Linked DNA regions of Homo sapiens: regions 1, 3, 4 and 5 are each linked to region 2. The links are chromatin contacts, found by Hi-C or POLR2A ChIA-PET in ENCODE. All regions are on one chromosome and are shown on one strand. The core of a region is the stretch at or near the end of the contact, and the rest is flanking DNA. Distances in the headings are between cores, read along the strand shown. Region 1 holds the start of H2AZ2-DT (H2AZ2 divergent transcript). Region 2 holds the start of LINC00957 (long intergenic non-protein coding RNA 957). Region 3 holds the start of ZMIZ2 (zinc finger MIZ-type containing 2). Region 4 holds the start of PURB (purine rich element binding protein B). Region 5 holds the start of OGDH (oxoglutarate dehydrogenase).

The links. A loop is a pair of places that touch in the nucleus more often than their neighbours do. ChIA-PET counts read pairs that join two places held with the same protein, here RNA polymerase II (POLR2A). Pooled maps may share reads with other maps.
Region 1: a loop to region 2 is called in a map of CD14-positive monocyte, with 4 times the contacts of the local background. The contact joins the promoter of H2AZ2-DT here to the promoter of LINC00957 in region 2. A Hi-C loop is called at or near these places in 2 of 168 maps with a recorded cell type or tissue (CD14-positive monocyte and naive thymus-derived CD4-positive, alpha-beta T cell), 1 of 37 single-sample maps with no recorded cell type and 9 of 50 pooled maps.
Region 3: a loop to region 2 is called in a pooled map, with 7 times the contacts of the local background. The contact joins the promoter of ZMIZ2 here to the promoter of LINC00957 in region 2. A Hi-C loop is called at or near these places in 1 of 37 single-sample maps with no recorded cell type and 8 of 50 pooled maps. POLR2A ChIA-PET finds 5 or more read pairs at or near these places in 1 of 52 experiments (activated CD4-positive, alpha-beta T cell).
Region 4: a pooled map shows a loop between it and region 2 (7-fold over the local background). The contact joins the promoter of PURB here to the promoter of LINC00957 in region 2. A Hi-C loop is called at or near these places in 1 of 37 single-sample maps with no recorded cell type and 12 of 50 pooled maps. POLR2A ChIA-PET finds 5 or more read pairs at or near these places in 2 of 52 experiments (CD4-positive, alpha-beta memory T cell and activated CD4-positive, alpha-beta T cell).
Region 5: a loop to region 2 is called in a pooled map, with 8 times the contacts of the local background. The contact joins the promoter of OGDH here to the promoter of LINC00957 in region 2. A Hi-C loop is called at or near these places in 1 of 37 single-sample maps with no recorded cell type and 8 of 50 pooled maps. POLR2A ChIA-PET finds 5 or more read pairs at or near these places in 1 of 52 experiments (MCF 10A).

Annotation. Positions count from the first base shown.
Region 1 is chr7:44,847,182-44,849,881 of GRCh38, reverse strand. H2AZ2-DT (H2AZ2 divergent transcript) reads right to left here and starts at 1,411. Exons shown (of 2, transcript NR_187581.1): 1 at 1,361-1,411; 2 at 317-423. H2AZ2 (H2A.Z variant histone 2) reads left to right here and starts at 1,795. Exons shown (of 5, transcript NM_012412.5): 1 at 1,795-1,913. The coding sequence starts at 1,911. RefSeq lists silencers at 1,460-1,519, 1,780-2,169 and enhancers at 1,096-1,654, 1,655-2,212.
Region 2 is chr7:44,037,662-44,040,361 of GRCh38, reverse strand. LINC00957 (long intergenic non-protein coding RNA 957) reads right to left here and starts at 1,313. Exons shown (of 3, transcript NR_072982.1): 1 at 1,213-1,313; 2 at 1-468. It also overlaps the pseudogene RASA4CP. RefSeq lists a silencer at 1-27.
Region 3 is chr7:44,747,491-44,750,190 of GRCh38, reverse strand. It overlaps ZMIZ2 (zinc finger MIZ-type containing 2), which reads right to left and starts at 1,344. Exons shown (of 19, transcript NM_031449.4): 1 at 1,200-1,344. RefSeq lists silencers at 1,040-1,089, 1,100-1,209, 1,320-1,849.
Region 4 is chr7:44,884,149-44,886,945 of GRCh38, reverse strand. It overlaps PURB (purine rich element binding protein B), which reads left to right and starts at 1,416. Exons shown (of 1, transcript NM_033224.5): 1 at 1,416-2,797. The coding sequence starts at 1,598. The coding sequence ends at 2,536. RefSeq lists enhancers at 987-1,236, 1,385-2,344 and silencers at 1,227-1,586, 1,877-1,926.
Region 5 is chr7:44,605,319-44,608,079 of GRCh38, reverse strand. OGDH (oxoglutarate dehydrogenase) reads right to left here and starts at 1,453. Exons shown (of 23, transcript NM_002541.4): 1 at 1,427-1,453. RefSeq lists enhancers at 464-803, 479-1,042, 1,294-1,893 and a silencer at 1,024-1,253.

The DNA.
Region 1 (2,700 bases), core at 162-2,661, 810 kb before region 2:
ACTTTAGGAGGCTGAGGCGAGAGGATCACTTGAGGTCAGGAGTTCAAGACCAGCCTGGCCAACATGGTGAAACCCTATTTCTACTAAAAATACAAAAACTAGCGGGGAATGGTGGTGGGAGCCTTTAGTCCCAGCTACCCAGGAGGCTGAGGCAGGAGAATCGCTTGAACTCAGGAGGCGGAGGTTGCAGTGAGCCCAGATCACACCACTGCACTCCATCCAGCCTGGGCAACAGAGTGAGACTTCATCTCAAAAAGTAAATAAATAAATAAATTGTGTTAACACTGTGGAAGAAAAACGATCGCTGGAGAGCCTGTGCACTCACATACATCCTTTAATTTTTACAACAGCTTCCGGGGGAAGGCGATTCCACTTTAGAGCTTTTCTTCCTTTCTAGCTGGGAGTTATCCTCCAAATTTTAACCTAATGATGTAAGCAAAATAAACACACTGAAGAGGTTGAGAAAAGAAAAACGGCTCACAACAGTCTGAGCTCTGTGAGGTCTGCAAAATGTATTAGGCCTAGAGGGACATGAGTATGGGACTTCGGTTATGCCCACCCTCTGCCCCCACATACACACATACCCAATCCCATGCATACCCAATTGTTTAAAGTCATTTCATTCCTGACTATCGGCCTCATCCATTACCTTTTTTTTTATTATTATTTTTTAGACAGGGTATATTCTGTCTCCCAAGCTGGAGTGCAGTGGTGCGATCATGACTCACTGCAGCCTCGACCTCCTGGGCTCAAGAGATCCTCCTGTCTCAGTCTTGACAGTAGGTGAGGCTACAGGTTCGCGCCACCAAGCCGGCCCCATTATCTTCGTGTTCTTAGAATTTGTAATACATGCCGGGCGCGGTGGCTCACGCCTGTAATCCCAGTACTTTGGGAGGCAAAGGGGGGCAGATCACCTGAGGTCAGGAGTTCGAGACCAGCCTGACCAACACGGAGAAACCCCGTCTCTATTAAAAATACAAAAGTTAGCTGGGCATTGGGGCGCGCGCCTGTAGTCCCAGGACTCCATCTCTAAAAAAGGAAAAAGAATTTGTCATACAAATAACAATATGTAGCCAATTGATAGCTTTTGTTTTTGTTTGTTTGTTTTGAGACGATGCGTCGCCCAGCTGGAGTGCAGTGGCGCGATCTCGGCTCACTGCAACCTCCGCCTCCGGGGTTCAAGCGATTCTCCCGCCTCAGCCTGCCGCGGACCTTGTCAGGGTCCGCGCTGAGAGGACGTCAGGGTAGTCAGTCCGCCAGAATACGGCTGAGCATGAGGCCTGCCTAACCTTGAAACCCAGCGCCCTCCTGATCCACACGTTCTAAGACGAATAAATCCTCACAGTCTGTGAAAACCCACCAGGAGAAGCACGTCCAACACTCTTTACCTCCCCAAACAAGTCTCAGAAGCGGGAAAACCAACGCCGCGAATGGGCGGGAAAGCCACAGCGCCTGCAATCGCTTCACCTTATTAGCTAATTTTGCTGTCCTTCCCAGTGGCCCGCCTCCCTTGCTCGCGGGCGATATTTTTATTGGCTTTCGTCTGCGAGGCGTCCAATCTCATTGGTTTGCCTTTCTGTTCGTCAGGCTTGGGCGCCTGGTGAAAGGCAGAGAGCGCGTCACTATTGGGGCTGGAGGCCCCGCCTCCGCGTGCCGTGTGCAAAAACAAACAGCCGTTAGGAAGGCGGTGCCGGGGGGGCGGGGTCTGGCTAGAAGGAGGCGCGCGATTGAACAGCCGCTGGGGTTCGAACCAGCAAGACAAGCGGGCATTGGCCACAGCAGCGCGAGGCGGGCACGGGGTATTGTCCGGCTCCGGCGGCGGCGGTCGGTGCTGCGAGAGCGGCGGCGGCGGCGCGGGTCGGCAGCGGGAGGGCGCGCGGCCGAGCGGAGGCGGAGTCGGCGCCGAGAACATGGTAAGGGCGGCCGGGTGGGCCGGGGGCACGGGGCCTGGGAGAGCAGAGCGCGGAGGCCCTGGCGTCGGCGCCGCTACCTGTGGAGTCGGGAGTTTGCGGGTGTCTGGGCTTCGTCCGGCCGAGCCCCTCGCCGCCCGCCGGGGGGCGCCATGTCCCAGCTGCGGAGCCCGACACGGGTCCCCGGGTGAGAGCTGGGCCTGGCCGGGTAGAGCGCGAAGTCTGTTCCGAGCCGGATAGATCTGTCCCGACGCTTGTGACGCTGCACCGCCCGTCTTAGAAGGAGGAGGACGGCAGAATCCGGCTTGGAAATGTAGAAACAAGTGCTGGATCTTAATGTGATCGCTTCTCTGTATGAATGAGGTCAAACAGGCTGCCGCTGTACAAGTTAGATAAGTCTTTGGCGATGTTTGGTTACGTAATCTCCCTGGCAGTCAGTTTGAGGGTTTCTGCGAAAGGGTGCTTGTATTTGTGGTCTTTTGAGCGACAAAGAATGGTTTTATAGACCAGAACCACACGATTTGTTCTAGGTGATTGCACAGGTTAGAAATGAACGCCCGTTATCTTCTGAGCCCCTTGCAGTTTGCGGTTTTCATTATACAACAGTACTTTCCTTTGCCCTTGCTATGGATTTTCAGTCTTAAAGTATTCATCTTTTCATTCTGAAATTCAGATCTAGATAAGAAGAGTGTGGCTTTAAAAAAATGAAAGTGAATAGAACTTCAGCCCCATTTTAAAGTTGAGGGGAAAAGAGAAGGTGCTAAAGGATACGCTCTGAGTTGCATCAAAG
Region 2 (2,700 bases), core at 64-2,563:
GTTCATCGCCGTCACCAGCTTCCTGTGCCTGCGCTTCTTCTCTCCCGCCATCATGTCGCCCAAGCTCTTCCACCTGCGGGAGCGCCACGCGGACGCCCGCACCAGCCGCACCCTGCTCCTGTTGGCCAAGGTGCGGGCCTTGCGGCCACGGGCGGGATGCACAGCTGGGTGTCCTACCGGGGCCCTGGCCTGGACTGCAGAGTGTTCCCTACCGGCTCCGGCGAGGCCACTGGCACGCCCACGTAGGCACTGCACTTCACAGTTTGCAAAGCCTTCCTGTGGCCACCTTGTCCGAGTTCCATCTCATGGATAAGGGAACAGGCCTGCGAGGGGTCGGGGGTTGCCAAGGCCGCCCATCCTGTCGGTGGTGAATCGCGGGACCTTCCAACCCAGGTCTGCTTACTCTCAGGCTGCACCTATGTGCCCGGCACCGGGGTGGGGTATCCAGTGCAGCAGCGTCAGTTAAACCTACAGAGGAAGGCCCAAGTGGTCTCAGTTATCATAAGGCATCAAACTTCATGATCCTCTCCTCCCTGATCCCTAGTGGGGCTGGAGGGGGCCCGTGGGCATGGCCTCTGTCGCCTCTGCCTCCATCGCTACAGCTGAGTAGCAAAGACTTGGGGAGGGGGGGTGGGAGGGGGTGCAGTGGCTAGGCCCCTAACCTAGCAGAACCTGGTCCTTCCTGCTGTCACCTCCAGGCAGTCCAGAACGTGGGCAACATGGACACGCCGGCTTCCAGGGCCAAGGAGGCTTGGATGGAGCCGCTGCAGCCCACCGTGCGCCAGGGCGTGGCGCAGCTGAAGGACTTCATCACCAAGCTCGTGGACATCGAGGAGAAGGACGGTGAGCGCCGCCCTGCACAGACCCGCCCACAGCCTACTGCTGACGTTTGCTCCGCCCTTGAGCCCCACGGCCCCACCCACCGCTGTTTGTTCCTCTCGTGGCCCCACCCACCGCCTGCTGTTGACATTTGCCAGGCCCCCAGGCCATAGACCCACGCACCACTGTTTGTGCTTCCTGTGACCCTGCCCACTGCCTGCTGTTGACGTTTGCCCCACCCCTAGACCCATGGCCTCACCTCCCATCATCTGTGCCTGTTGACATTTGCTCCATCCTTGAGCTCCATAGCCCCGCCGCCACCTGCTACTGACGCGTGTCCCGCCTCCAAGCCCATGGCCCTGCCTTCCTCAGTCCACCTGTCACCCCGCTCACCACCAGCTGTTGATGTTTGCTCCGCCCTTGAGCCCCATGACTACGTCCACTGCCTGCTGTTCAGATTTGCTCAGCCCTTGAGCCCCATGGCCCCGCCCACTGCTCCGCCCCCCCCCCCCAGTCCCGCCCTCATTCCCTGGGCTCTCTATTCCCCTCCCTCCCTGGCCTGGCAGAGCTGGACCTGCAGCGGACGCTGAGTTTGCAGGCGCCACCTGTGAAGGAGGGGCCACTCTTCATCCACAGGACCAAGGGCAAGGGCCCCCTCATGTCCTCCTCCTTCAAGAAGCTCTACTTCTCCCTCACTACCGAGGCCCTCAGCTTCGCGAAGACGCCCAGCTCCAAGGTGGGTAAGGAGGGAGGCCGGCAAGTGGGGCTCTGAGAGGCCGGCAAGTGGGGCACCTTAGAGGCACCTGTCCCCTTCCTTGGAGCCCACTTGAGGTACCCCCGGGGTCAGAGAAGAAAGCCAGGTGTGTGGCATCTGTACTGCTTGTCAGAACCTAGGAGGGCCGGGCACGGTGGCTCACGCCTGTAATCCCAGGACTTTGGGAGGCCAAGGCGGGTGGATCACTTGAGGTTAGGAGTTTGAGACCAGCCTGGCCAACATGGAGAAACCCCGTCTCTACTAAAAATACAAAAAATCAGCCGGGTGTGGTGGTGGGTGCCTGTAGTCCCAGCTACTCGGGAGCCTGAGGCACGGGAATCGCTTGAACCCGGGAGGCAGAAGTTGCAGTGAGCCGAGATCGTGCCACTGCACTCCAACCTGGGCAACAGAGCAAGACTCCGTCTCAAAAAAAAAAATGAATATGGAGGAAGTTGATCCGACCTTACCAGGTTGTTGAGGATTAAATGAGATGATCTCCCTAAGGGTCCTGACCCAGGGCCTGGCAGGTAGTACTATTTAGGCAAATGGTATTATTAAAGATAGTACATCACCTGGGCTGCTAGATGAGTAGGAGGCTAGGGCAAACAGGGGAGGCTTCCTGGAACGGGCAGGAATATAGAAGCATGGAATCTTGGTGTGGGAGGGGATCTCAAAGATCACCTTGTACAGCCCTCTCTGAGTCATGGGTCACCTCTCCTGCAAGCTCTCTTCTCCCAGGAAGGGCTGAGGACATACTTCCTCCATGGACCTGGTGACTGCTTGCTGTACACCTGCCCCTAGTCATGCAGGCTATGGGGATGATCTTCCAGGAGTACCCAGCCTAGCCCTGGGCAGGTGAGAGCAGGCTAGGAGTAGGTGAAGGAGCTCATCACCCACCCTGTTCTCAACCAGCTCAGGGGTCCCACCAGATGAGGGGCCCGCCCCTTCCGACCAAAGACCCCTCAGATGATGATAATTATTTTTTGAGACAGGGTCTTGCTCTGTCACCCAGACTGTAGTGCAGTGGTGCGATCATAGCTGACTGCAGCCTCAAACTCCTGGGCTCAAGCAATCTTCCTGCCTCAGCCTCCTGAGTAGCTGGGACTACAGGCACGTGCCACCAAGCC
Region 3 (2,700 bases), core at 95-2,594, 710 kb before region 2:
ATCTGGTAGCATCCTAGGACTGAGGACACATGACCACCTTCATGTCATCAGCCCTTGGGAGCTCAATCCCAATAATCAGGATGCTCCCCAAACATCTTAGGCCTGTCCTTCAGAAATCTACAACCGGCAACTGTCACCTGCTTGTTCTCTTCATTTACACTTCCAGCTTGTAACTATCCCCTGGGCATGACAAGGGCTAGAGGTCAGTACCTCTGGAAGTTAAGATTCCTTCACTTCTCCTGTTTCCACACTAAGCATCAAGGGATGCCCTCTGGTTCTAGCTTGCCAGAACTTGGTGGTGAGTCTGTGTCCATCCTATCCGTAATCACCACGGTCTCAGACCAAGTCACATGTTCCGTGTGTGTCCCTGTGAAATCTGCGATGACACAAATTAAAGACACCACCATGGATGTTCTGTAATACTGGAAAGAGGGTACCCTAGGGAGAAGGAGAGGCAGAACACTGCAGGGCAGAGGGTCCAGGGAATGGGAGGAGAGACACGGTAGGTGGAGGGGTAAACAAGGCACCGGGTGGGGGTGCCGCGGTGAAGGACACCTGGCACTAGGGAAGACAAGGCACCTCAGGGGAGCAGGGCATCCTCACGCCTGAGCTTCAGTATGTCCAGTTTGGAAAGGGGTGTCCCCATCAAAACTGGCAGCTGGGGGCTGGCCGCTCAGCGTCGTTCAGCCCAGGAGCGGAACAGCTCCTCCGCGAGCAGGTGACGGCCTCAGACGGCCCCCACATCGCCGTGCTGGTGGGCACGTAAGTAGGAGCGGAGGGGCGTACCATGTAGGTGAGACTGCCTGGCCCCAAAGCTAGGAACGATCAGGTTGGAGCGAAGGCCCGGCCAGCCTTCATCGCTCAGGAGAACCCCGAGCGCCGCTTACACCCCTCGGCCAGCCTCCAACAAAGACTCAGGGGAGGGCTGGATGACCCTGACGCCCACGGGGCCGAGCCTGCCCAAGACCACGACGCACGCGTGGCAGGTGCCGGCAGGTGGGCGGCAGAGCCTCTAGCCCCAGCCCAGCTGTGAACCCTACCGTGGCGCCGCAGCGGAACCGGGGCGCCCCGGGCGACCAGCTACACCTGCCTGCCCGCCCGCACCTGCCGGCCCGCACCTGCCGCACCTGCCTGCCCCCGCCGGCCCACACCTGCCTGCTGGCGGCGTTGCCAGGGGCCACCCCCAGGACCCCGCTCACCTCCGCCCGGCCTGGCCCGGCCCCTCGCCGTGGCGGCCCCCGGCCCGCGCCGCTCCATGCGCTCAGCCCGCCCTCCGCGCCGCCCGCCGCCCCGGGGCCGCCGCCACCCGCGCCATCGCGCCGCCGCCCGCTCCGAGGGCACAATGGAGCCGCCGCCGCGCCGCTCATGCATATGCATGACGCCGCGCAGCCGGCCCCGCCTCCCAGGCCAGAGCAGCAGAGCCCCGAGCCGGCGCTCGGGGCGGGGGCGGCCGCGAGCCCGAGCGGCCCAAAGCGGCAGGGTGGGGCCAGGGCCGCAGGTGGCTGGGCGGGCAGGAGACGCAGCCTGATCGCGACCTGCGCCCCCAGCCCCCTCCACACCTTTCTGAACGCGGCGTCGGCAGAGCCACTGCGCTCTTCCTGCTCGCAGTCCGCCGGGAGCGGGGCGGGGCCGGGCGGCGGAGGCGGGGCCAGGACGCCGGGGCGGGGCCGAGTGGAAGGCGGGGCCAAGGTGCCGGGGCGGGGTCGGGAGGAGGAGGCGGATCCAGAGAGCCGGGGTGGGGCCAGGGCTCGGGGCGGGCCCCGGCGGAGGAGGAAAGGAAGAGTGAGTCCTTGCCCTTCCCCCACCCGCCCCGCCCGCGCCCCGCCCGCGCCCCCCCTGCTTCCTGGGAGTCCATTGCTCTGGCCCGGCGGGCGGGGACACGACTGGGAGACAGAGAGACCCAGGGTGCCACTTTTGGGAGGGGATCTTATTAAAGGACTCCGGAAGCCCCTCGTTAAAGCAGAAAACTAAACTTAACAAGTTCGCTGTCCTCACTGCTCAGTTCTCTCTTCCCAGTGGTTCTCCTTCTGGAAAAAGTCACTATTGAGCTAGTCTAGCCTGATGGAATAGCCTCTCTGATCAGTTTCGATCTTTGAAATGCTATTATCAGCCTTTAAGTTATTCTTGACTTTTCCTACCGTAAGTTGAGGAAGACCACATTCTCTCAACTACCCATAATTAATTTTTCTTAATTGTGGTAAAATACACATAACGTAAAACTTACCATCTTAACTGTTTCCAAGTGTAGTTCTGTGGCACCAAGTACATTCACATTCTTGTGCAACCACCAACCGTCTCCAGGACTTTTTCATCTTCTCAAATGGAAACTCCATACCCAGTAAACACTAGCTCCCCATTCTTTCCTCCTCCTAGCCTTTGGCATTCACTATTCGTCTCTAAATTAGACTACTCTAAGGACATCGTATAAGTGGAATCATACATTATATGTCTTTTTGTGACAGTCTTACTTTAGTTAGCACAGTGTCCTCACTTCCATCCATGTTGTGGCATGTGTCAGAATTTCTTTCTTTCTTTCTTTCTTTCTTTCTTTCTTTCTTTCTTTCTTTCTTTCCTTTCTCTCTCTCTTTCTTTCTTTCTTTCTTTCCTTCCTTCTTTCCTTCCTTCTTCCCTCCCCTTCCCTTCCCTTCTTTTTTTTGACGGAGTCTCACTCTGTCGCCAGGCTGGAGTGCAGTGGTGCAA
Region 4 (2,797 bases), core at 167-2,666, 850 kb before region 2:
GACGAAGTGTCTGTTAAAATCTTTCACCTTTTATATTGGGTTATCTATTATTTGTGTTCTTTACAAGTCCATTGTTGGATTCACTATCTATGAATAACTACATTTAGGCTGGGTGTGGTGGCTCACATCTGTAATCCCAGCACTTTGGGAGGCTGAGGCGGGCAGATCACCTGAGGTCAGGAGTTCAAGACCAGCCTGGCCAACATTGTGGAACCCCATCTCTACTAAAAATACAAAAATTAGCCGGGTGTGGTGGCGGTTGCCTGTAATCCCAGCTACTCAGGAGGCTGAGGTAGGAGAATTGCTTGAACCCGGGAGGTGGAGGGTGTAATGAGCTAAAATCACGCCACTGCACTCCAGCCTGGGTGACAGAGCAAGACTCAAAAAAAAAAAAAAAAAAATTTAAGGATGAGGACATTTTGGCTTTGGAAAATCAAGTAACTGGTCAAGGTCACAGATTCAAACCCAGTGCAGTTGCAGAGCCTACACTTTTTAACACTATTCCAATTCTGCCTCTTGTTACACCTCAATGCTTACAACAAAAAGACCTCATAGGAATTATTCATTTTATTGATAAAGAAACTAAAGATTGGCAGTCAATTTCCTTAACCACTTTAATATGGCTAACTGTGGGGACAGTTAACTGATCTCTGGATCCCAAATCTAACCTCATCCTAAATCATCTTCTTTCTATATTGTTCCCACAGTGATCTTTCCAAAATGTGAACCTGATCACATACGGTGGCTCCAGACTCTGGGGTAGGCACTAACTCTCCCGCACTGCAAATGGCTTTCCTTGATCTAATCCACCCTCCAGTGTCATCTACGACCATTCTTCAGGCATACACACCCCCAGCTGCTCTGAGCTCCCAGCATCAGGCCCTGGGTGCCTCTGCACTGCCGTCTCCTATGCTGGGTGGCTCTTCTCCAGAGTTGCCAGGCCAACTGCAGTTTGCCCTTCAGAGTCAGCTCATGCCTCCTCTAGGGAACCCCACAGGCTGGTCAGAACCCGCTTCCGAGTGCTCCAAAGGATCTCCCTCCCCCCGGTCGCCAGTGTATAGACTGGAACTCTGTTCCCAGCACACAACCAGCGCGAGCAGGCTGGGGCCTGAGTATGCTCAGCTAACGCCCCGGAAGCGAGAAGGAGGGAAGTGGACGACACCGGAGTCTAAAGTAAAAGTGTCACGGGAAGAGGCGCGTAGACAGACGCAGCGGGCGGCTGAGTCACGCTAAGGCTGGCAAGTCCCCAGGGCTAGAAACCGAGCAGTAACACTAGCCTACTCTCAGCTTGCCGCCCGCCCGGCGCGGCCCCTGACGTCACCCCTCTGCGCCACGCCGCCGCGGCGCTTCCGGCCGCGAGGCCGCGGAGGGCGGGACGGAGTGACTTCACGGGAAATCGCGCGCCGGAAGTGGCTAGGGCTGCACGGAAGTCGCGGGGGCGGGGCGCGGAGGCGATGGGGGGGCGGCGGCGGCCGGCGATGAGCGGCGGGAGCGCGTGAGCGAGCCGGGCGGGCGAGGCTGGGGGGCCCCGGAGCGCGAGCCGGAGGGCGGGGGCGCGAGCGCGGCGGGCGGTGGCGGCGAGGCGGCGGCCTAGAAGATGGCGGACGGCGACAGCGGCAGCGAGCGCGGCGGCGGCGGTGGGCCGTGCGGGTTCCAGCCCGCGTCCCGCGGCGGCGGCGAGCAAGAGACGCAGGAGCTGGCCTCGAAGCGGCTGGACATCCAGAACAAGCGCTTCTACTTAGATGTGAAGCAGAACGCCAAGGGCCGCTTCCTCAAGATCGCCGAGGTGGGCGCGGGCGGTTCCAAGAGCCGCCTCACGCTGTCCATGGCGGTGGCCGCCGAGTTCCGCGACTCGCTGGGCGACTTCATAGAACACTACGCGCAGCTGGGCCCTAGCAGCCCCGAGCAGCTGGCGGCTGGCGCCGAGGAGGGCGGCGGGCCGCGGCGCGCGCTCAAGAGCGAATTCTTGGTGCGTGAGAACCGCAAGTACTACCTGGACCTCAAGGAGAACCAGCGCGGCCGCTTCCTGCGCATCCGCCAAACGGTCAACCGCGGCGGTGGCGGCTTCGGCGCGGGCCCCGGGCCGGGCGGCTTGCAGAGCGGCCAGACCATCGCGCTGCCTGCGCAGGGCCTCATCGAGTTCCGCGACGCGCTGGCGAAGCTCATAGACGACTACGGAGGCGAGGACGACGAGCTGGCAGGCGGCCCGGGAGGCGGCGCCGGGGGCCCAGGGGGCGGCCTGTATGGAGAGCTCCCGGAGGGCACCTCCATCACCGTGGACTCCAAGCGCTTCTTCTTCGATGTGGGCTGCAACAAATACGGGGTGTTTCTGCGAGTGAGCGAGGTGAAGCCGTCCTACCGCAATGCCATCACCGTACCCTTCAAAGCCTGGGGCAAGTTCGGAGGCGCCTTTTGCCGGTATGCGGATGAGATGAAAGAAATCCAGGAACGACAGAGGGATAAGCTTTATGAGCGACGTGGTGGGGGCAGCGGCGGCGGCGAAGAGTCAGAGGGTGAGGAGGTGGATGAGGATTGAAACGGGCAGCTTCCCCTACAGGCCTCCACCCAACCACCATCCCCTTGGCTAGAGAATTCCCTTTCCTGCTCATCCCCAGTGAGCTAGTGGAGAGGGAGCAAGGGAGGCCGCAGAGGGAAAAAACAAAACGTAACACAGTTAAGAGAAATAATCGTAAGAGAACAGTGACGGACAACTTGAGAAAAGCAGTCAAGTTCCAAGGAACTGACAGCAACCTGCAAAGAGGAAAACAGCATCTCCTCACCTGCGTAAAATTGTCTC
Region 5 (2,761 bases), core at 204-2,703, 570 kb before region 2:
ATTTTATCTCAATAAAGATGTTATTTAAAGGGAAAAAGTAACTGAAATGTGAAAAGTGCGCTTAAAAAAAATAATGAGGGGCCGGGCGCAGTGGCTCACGCCTGTAATCCCAGCACTTTGGGGGCCGAGGCGGGCGGATCACCTGAGGTCAGGAGTTCGAGAATAGCCTGGCCAAGGTGGTGAAAACCCGTCTCTACTAAAAATACAAAAATTAGCCGGGCGTGATGGCGCGTGCCTGTAATATCAGCTACTTGGGAGGCTGAGGCAGGAGAATCACTTGAACCCAGGAAGGCAGAGGTTGCAGTGAGCCGAGATCGCGCCACAGCACTCCAGCCTGGGCGACAGAGACTCCATCTCAAACAAGACAACAACAACAAAAAATGAGCATACAGTGATCTTTATTCAACTTCCCAAGATCCAGTCCTCAGCTAATTTACAAAACTACAATAGTGTTACATACTCTCCTAGGTCTACACGGCAAAGTACAGTTTGACTGTTGCAACTAGTGCTGCCTTACAAAAAAAGGCTTTATCCCATGCCACCCATCCTAAACCCAGCTGTTCAGAGCAGTGTACCTGGAAATCAGCCTCAAAGTACGGACTGCAAGACAAGGCACAAGGAAACCCTAACACGAAGTCCTATGTTCTGGGCAAAGGGATGGGGATGGCAGGTGGGACGCACCCAGGTCAGGGCGAGGGCGCGGCAAGTTTTCTATTAAATCTCAGTAGATTACAACTCATATCCAATGTCTGATATATTTTCGAGGGAAAATGGTGCTTGAAAGATGTTTCTACGAGAAATAAGCTTCATCTCGGTCAATCTGTTCGACCCAACTTCTGGCAGCAGGTGTGGGGGCGGCGCCAAGGTCTGCGCGGTAATCCAAACAGGCAGTCCCACCCAGGGCCACCCCAAAGCCAGATGCTCCGACGCAACTCGAGCAGGCCACACTGTCTTTCGGACAAAGCGACGCGGTCCTCACAGGCGGGAAGGAGAGTGCGTCCCGGTCGGGAAGGACGCCGTCGGAGAGCGGCCTAACCACGTGACGCCCGCGGCGACCTTGGGGGTCACCCCTGCGGACGCACCGCCCTCTCCCTCACATCCGCCGCCGCGCCCGCCCCCCGCTCGCCCACCGCCAATGGCGCGTCGCTCCGCGCCCCGCGCGACCTCGGAGCCCGCCCGTACCCGCCAATCTCCGCCCGCCGGGCAGGCCCCGCGGCTCCATTGGCTGCCACGGCCATCCATCAGGTCCCGTCCCTCCTACCACCCTCCGTGAGCCCCACTCCATCCAGCTCCACTCCCCTGTCACCGCGGCGCCCGCAGCACCAAGGGCGCGGCGGCCTCCCCCTTTACCGCGATCTCCAACCCCGGGCCGCCAAGCGCCGCGACACCCGGCACTGGGACGGGCGCGGCGACAGCGCACGGTTACCTGTCTCCGGCTCAGCTCCACCCGAATGAGGCGCCGACACCCCACTCCGGGGCTCCAAACTCTCGGCCCCGCCCCGGCGTATGGCGTCAACACGTAGCCCTCCCCTGGAGAAGAATGCCCTCCCCTCTTACAGAGGACCGATTCGTGACGTCACAGAGCCGCGCCGGGCGTCACAGCGCCGACTGCGCAGTTGCAGAAGCCAGGGCCAGCTGGAGCCCAGCTGTTTGCTCCGCTAGAGAGATGAGGTTGTCTATGGACTTCCAGCGGCTTCTGCTATCATAAATAATTTCTGAAAGTAAGATATCTCTAGCGCCTGGTAGGAACCTATCAAGAGATAGTTGGGTTGATGTGAAACTTAGCGCACAAAAATAAACAATTTGAATAACAGAATCTCCGTTTTTGAGATTGTCCTGGGTCAGGCTTTGTGACAAGCGCTTCACCGGCGCTATTGTGTAACAATCTGTGAGACAGGTGTTCCTATCCCCGGTCTACAAATGACAGTTGGCAGTGCTGGGATCTTGCCCGGGATCTTGCCTGGGTTTTCTTGACTTTAGAGCTACCTATCAAAGATAAAACGTGGCTAATTAACCTGTCACAACCTGTTGATTGTAAGATGTTCCCTATTTTAAAGTATTAAAATTTGGGGAAAGGCCGGGCGCGGTGGCTCACGCCTGTAATCCCAGTACTTTGGGAGGCCGAAGCGGGCGGATCACTTGAGGTCAGGAGTTCGAGACCAGCTTGACCAACATGGGGAAACCCCGTCTCTACTAAAAATACAAAAATTAGCTGGGCGTGGTGGCGATCCCAGCTACTCGGGAGGCTGAGGCAGGAGAGTCGCTAGAACCCGGGAGACGGAGGTTGCGGTGTGCCGAGATCGTGCCATTGCACTCCAGCCTGGGCAACAAGAGCGAAAATCCGTCTCAAAAAACAAACAAAAAAAGGGGGCGTATAAGTGCTTATTATAGAACAAAGTTAGGGTAATGTATGTGACAAGGATCTAGAGACTGGAAGAGGTGAAGAGACCAAGGAACAAACTTCTGTATTCTTTTTTCCTTTTTTTTTTTTAAATAAATTACGGTAAAAATGTATGTACTAAACATTTGCAGCTGGGTGCAGTGGCTCACGCTTGTAATCCCAGCACTTCGGGAGGTGGAGGCGGGAGGATCGCTTGAGCTCAGGAGTTCCAGATCAGCCTGGGGAACAGAGCAAGATCTCATTTCTACTAAAAAATCAAGAAAATTAGCCAGGTGTAGTGGCACTCACCTGTAGTCTCAGCTAATTGGGAGGCTGAGGCAGGAGGATCTCTTGAGCCTGAGAGATTGAGGCTGCAGTGAG